Linked DNA regions of Mus musculus: region 2 is linked to region 1. The links are chromatin contacts, found by Hi-C or POLR2A ChIA-PET in ENCODE. All regions are on one chromosome and are shown on one strand. Each heading gives the region's core, a stretch centred on a gene start or an enhancer-like site at or near the end of the contact. The rest is flanking DNA. Distances are from core to core; before and after follow the strand shown. Region 1 has its middle 2.9 kb from the start of Gm13056. Region 2 overlaps Tmem51 (transmembrane protein 51).

Region 1 (2,790 bases), core at 3-2,502:
CTGGAGATTTTAGAGAGGGAGAAGAGAGGACGAAGGAGAGGCAGCCAGAGAAAGAGGAGGTGGAAGAAAAGTGGAGTAGAACCATGTGTCCCAGAGACACCACCAATAGCAGGGGATCTCGTAGCTGGGAATAGAGCAGTGTAGTGGCAAATCTGCCCAATCAGGGCATACAGCTTATAAATACTGTAACTGAGTTGTGTGCTCTTTGCAAGCGGTTGGAGATTTACTGCAACACGTGGCCAGATTAGCTTCTGTGCTTCTTAGATCCCTGGGTACTTCCTGAGAGGGTGAGCCTCCTCCACCCCCACTTCCTGAGGGACCCCCACCTAGCACAAGGGACTCCAAAGAAGTACCAAGCCCTTGGCTGGTCGCCACTTTGCCCAGGACAACCATACTGCACTTGTCCCTCTCTACCCCTGCTTCTCGTGCCAGGCAGAGGAAAAAGTGCTGGACAATTCAGGAACTGAGTCACAGGTCCTCCAGACACACCCTGTGCCCTCCCTGTGCCTTGAGACACACCCTGTGCCCTCCCTGACCTCAGTTTCCCCATCTGTGTAAGTGAGGCTTGCCTCTGCGTGGAATCCCACCTTCCTGTCTGCTGTATTTCTTTACCTTCCCATCTCCATCTCTGGAAGGAAACTGAAACATCTAGGCAGGAATGCGGCCTGCCTCCCAAAGTGCAGAGGCACCCCCTTAGCCTGACCTCAACTCCCCCAGACCTGAGGCACTCGGGCACCCGGGGGCGTGCAAGGACAGGACCTTGGATGCCATCATTGGGAGGAGAGGGGCACAGTGTGTGTGTCTATGTGTGTGTGTGTGTGTGCTCACACTGTAGAGTGTGCACCACTCTACAGTCAATGGGTCAATGTTGATCTCCCTAGAAGCCCTGGAGTCAAGCCGGGGCTAGAGAGGGATGGGAGGGGTGCCTGAGTGTAGAGAGGAACTTCCCCCTCCCAAGCCAAGGTTGGGGCCCATTGGTAGGAGAAGTGCAGTCAGGGCAGCCTGAGTGGCAGCCACCAGCACAGTAGGTGTTGCTCTCTGCTTGGCTTCTGAACTTGACAGGGAGGGCAGTTGAGGCAGCTATATGGACACCTCTGCTGGCTACAGGAGCCTGGAGTCTCCTTTGCTCCCTCCTCCCTCCCTCTTCCCTCCCTCCCTTCCTTCCTCCTCTTTCATGTTCCTCTTCTATTCCCCCCCCCCTTCCTGAGAGCCTGGTGTTAAACATTTACCAGCCCCTGGCTGGAGGCCACCACCAGTATCCCCAAGGGATCCCTGCCTTAGAAAGTCTGAGCTCAGATGCCCTGAACCCTGGTCTCAGGCCAGGTGACAGATCTGAGCCTGTGGTCCGAAAAACGTAGGGGAAAGGCCATGCGTTCCTCGTCACTAACAATTAGCTTCTCTTTTGACGCCATCATGACAATTTCCTGTGCAGGGCAGGGAAGAGTCCTGACTGTCCCCTTTGTGGTAAAGATTGAAGGGCTTACAGGTTCAGAGCCCCTGGACACGAGGGCAAGCCCTGCCCTGTGACACTGTCATCAATTGAGTAAATATTTGCCAAGTACCTCACTTAACCTCTGGGGTATGTTTCTTCAGCTAGACGGGCTCATTTGGCTGCATTCACTATTCATTCGTTCATTCATTCATTCGTTCATTCATTTGTTCATTCATTCATTTGTTCATTCATTCATTTGCTCATTCATTCATTCGTTTGCTAATTCATTCATTCTCTCACTCATTCATTTGTTCATTCATTCATTTGCTCACTCATTCATTTGCCCATTCATTCATTCATTCACTCACTCATTCATTTGCTCACTCATTCATTCACCCCCCACTCATTCTCTGGGTAGCTCCTGTCAGGTGGTGTGTAGGAAGATAGCAACATCTGGATATTTATGCCATGAATCCTGGCTCAGTTCTGGCTCAGCCCCACCTTCTTATGTTTTCTGGGCCTCAACCTTTCTTCCTGTATAATGGCGTCATGCAAGGGAGCTTTCCAAGTTCTCTCTGAGTCTACCTGGTGGAACAAGGCCCCAGCTGAGGCCACTGGTCATCAGGGTGACTAGTCCAGCAAGAGCTCAAAAGGTCACCAGCTCACACCCTGGAACAAAGCTCCTGCCACAAACTCATGCCAGTAACTTTAGCTCTCAGGAGGCTGAGGCAGAAGGATGGCAAGTTCAAGACCATCCTGGGATAAATAGCAAGTCCCTGTCTCAAAGGTTGAAAACCAAAACATGAGATTAAAATGGTCAGTTGTAGAGTGTGTACGTTATTACAATAAAGACACAAACCAGAATGGTGCCTGGCTCAGTGAGTGATGTAGCCTGCTGCCAAGCCTGACAGAGTGGGATCTGTAGGACCTACAGGGCAGGAGGAGAGAATGGACATCTGAAGGCTGGCCTCTGACCTCCTGGCACACACACTGTCATACACACACACACACAGACATATACACATACACTGTAATACAAAGATTTTGTTTTGTTTTGTTTTGTTTTGTTTTGTTTTGAGACAGGGTTTCTCTGTGTAGCCCTGGCTATCCTGGAACTCACTCTGTGGACCAGGCTGGCCTCGAACTCAGACAGAGATCTGCCTGCCTCTGCCGCCCGAGTGCTGGGATTAAAGGTGTGCACCACTACGCCCAGCTTTTTTTTTTTTTTTTTTTTTTTTTAAATTAAGAAATACAGAACAGGGCAGGGTAGTGCACACCTTCAATTCCAGAACTTGGGAGACAAAGGCAGTAAGATCTCTGTGAGTTCAAGGTCAGCCTGGCCTACGATGCAAGTTCCA
Region 2 (2,743 bases), core at 161-2,660, 780 kb before region 1:
GGCATCGCCAGTGCTTGATGAAACGAGATCACTCTTAGTGGGTTAAGGCTCTTGCCTCAGTCTGGTGACCTGACGTAACCCCTCCAGGAGCTGCATGCCGGAGGAGAGAGGCCACTCCTGTCCTCTGACCTCCGAGTGCGTGTCCTGGTGAGCGCACACACTCAATAGTACAATTTAAACATTGGAAATAAAGCTCTGTACAAAAACAAAAACAAAAACAAAATGTAGCCTTGAACGCTGAACAGGCCACCACACTAGTGTCTGGTGACCTGTTTGTGAAGGTGACCTTGGGCCAGACGGGAGGAGGCAGAGGAGCTATCTCACGCCTAAATGGAGGGCTGCTGTTGCTCAAACAGCACCTGTGACATGACACCTGCACATCTCAGGGCAACTTCCCTGCAGAACCTGTGTCTGCTGTCTCCCTACTCCGTATACTCATGGCATCCAGGGGCCCCCAGCGCTGCTGTGGGCACTGTTTATTTTCATCGGAACCCTTATGACAGTCAATATTGTGCGTTCATCAGGATGTAGAATTACTAGGAGATGTTGGAGGAACTTTCTAGACTGGGTTAACTGAGGCCAGAAGAACCACCCTAAATGTGGGTCCGCTCCCTGGACTGACCAAAAAGGAGAGAGTGAGCTGAGAACCGTCATTCCTGACCGTGGATGCCGTGTGACCCTCGGCATCACGTGCTTTCTGTCATTCCTTCCCCGTCACAATAGACTCTTGAACTCTGCTGTGAAATAAGCCACTTCGCTCCTTAAGATGCTTTTATGAGGTATTTACAGCAGCAGCTGGAGAAGTAATACAGACCTCCTCAGGTCTCCCAGCTGAGCCGCCCAGGCTCTTGGGCGGAGCCATCATGGAGTGGTGAAGCCCTGAATACACAGGCCATTCAGAGCTGTTTAGGGGAGGTGGGCGAAAGCTGAGACTTGGGAGAGATGCAGGAAAGAGGTGGAGACCAAAGAGAAGCAAGAGAGTGACTCCCAGGGCCTCCTTTTATGTGCAGAAGCTGAGCTCTTTGCCTGGCCTGGAACACCTCCCTCACAAAGGGTGTTGGGACTCAGCTGAGGTAACCATCAGATCCTGTGATGTCCTGAGACTCCCCGTGGCCTGAGACTCCCGGTGGCCTGGCTGAAGTCCTGCTGGATAGGCAGCTGTAGGAAGGGGCATTGCAGAGCCGAGACAAAAGGCAAGAGAAAAAAATACACCGGTCCCTTTTATTTGACCCTGGATTTCTCTGGCTTGTCCTAACTTCCTTCTGCTCCCTCCTGCACCATCTGTGCCTGCAGTCCACACTCAGCCAACTCATGAGTCTCCTCATGAACCCACACTGGTGGAGGCCATGTTCCAAGGCTTGGTGAGCATCAGGAGGCTGGCGTGCAGCCCAATTTCCCAGCCTCTCATGAAGACATTTTCAGATAACAGCAGAGGCTCCAATTACTGCTCCCTCTGCTCCCTCACCCCCATCTGCTGCCCTAGTTACTAAAGGCGCTTCCTATACCCATCCTGTCCACCGCAGTGGTATGAGCTAGCATCGGTGATGGGCCCATTCTATGGACAAGCAAACTGAGGGACAGCGAGGCGGCGCGATGTGTTACCTCTCTCACATTGCTGTGACAAAATGCTTGACAGGAGCCACTTAAGGAAGGGAGGCTTGAGCCAGGCGTGGTGGCGCACGCCTTTATCCCAGCACTTGGGAGGCAGGGGCAGGTGGATTTCTGAGTTCGAGGCCAGCCTGGTCTACAGAGTAAGTTCCAGGACAGCCAGGCGATACAGAGAAATCCTGCCTCGAAAAAAAACAAAACAAACAAACAAACAAAAAGGAAGGGAGGCTTATTCAGGCTCACAGTCAGAGGGGACACAGTCAGTCAACCGTTGCTTCCAGGTGGCTGGGCTTGTTGCATCTGCAGTCAGGAGGCAGAAAGAGGTAAACGCTGGTGCTCGGCTCGCTTTCATCCTTTTATTTAGTCCTGGACTCCAGCCCAGGGATGTCGCAGCCAGCCTTCAGGGTGGGTCTTCCCTCCTCAGTTGAATCGCTCTGGAATCTCCCCGACAGACACTCGCAAAGGTGTGTCTCCCAGGTGATTCTGAACCCTAACTTCAGGCTGACAATGGAGAGTAGCCAGGGGACACACCTGGATTCCTGTCAACATTGCTCCTGAGCTCTAGTGTCCCTGCTGCTCTCATTGGTCCCCTGGAGGCCACTGTTGGGTGTAGAGGAGCACGGAGAGCTATCCATTTTAACAGTTCATTTGACATCTAGACTGTCCGGGAGAGAGGCCTAAACCTTGGGAAGCCCTCGCATCTGGAATGTTCCCGTCCCCATCATCTTGATGGCTTTTAGCCCTAGTGTGAACAGCTCATCGCTAGTCAGAACAAACCGTCCAGATCGGCTCACTTTTCATAGCCAAAGGAAGCAGAGAGTAGCATGACATGACTGATCCCGCTGTGACCCAAATCCTCAGAGGTATCTCATCTGGACCAAGAATGCACAGATAGCAGACTGGAGGGTCCCAGCCCCTAGGGACAGCTGCAGCTCCCGAAGAGACCTTTAAAGACAAGCTTTCCTTTATCACCCAGTAAGCCCGTCCTGGGTATTTGTCAAGAAAAAGACCTGCTGTGCAGGCCTGCCAGTACCATGCTCACTGCAGAGCAGCTGCCTAGGGAGACACAGCTGGTGCCAACAGCTGTAAGCAGGTGTATGGTCTGTGGGTCGGCCACAGGATGGACCACAGCTCA

The links. Hi-C counts contacts between places; a loop is a spot of excess contacts on that map. ChIA-PET counts read pairs that join two places held with the same protein, here RNA polymerase II (POLR2A).
Region 2: a loop to region 1 is called in a map of mouse embryonic stem cell, with 5 times the contacts of the local background. The contact joins two enhancer-like sites. A Hi-C loop is called at or near these places in 1 of 37 maps with a recorded cell type or tissue (mouse embryonic stem cell). POLR2A ChIA-PET finds 5 or more read pairs at or near these places in 3 of 5 experiments (all embryonic stem cell).

The regions. Positions count from the first base shown.
Region 1 is chr4:141,279,938-141,282,727 of GRCm38, reverse strand. No RefSeq gene overlaps it. Among named protein-coding and RNA genes, the nearest start is that of Gm13056, 2.9 kb to the right of the region's middle. Within about 2 kb of position 1,252, at least 1 of the 3 ENCODE cell types and tissues checked has a DNase peak (open chromatin) inside an H3K27ac peak, as active enhancers do.
Region 2 is chr4:142,059,263-142,062,005 of GRCm38, reverse strand. The region is part of intron 1 of Tmem51 (transmembrane protein 51); the gene reads left to right. Among named protein-coding and RNA genes, the nearest start is that of Tmem51os1, 24 kb to the left of the region's middle. Within about 2 kb of position 1,410, at least 1 of the 3 ENCODE cell types and tissues checked has a DNase peak (open chromatin) inside an H3K27ac peak, as active enhancers do.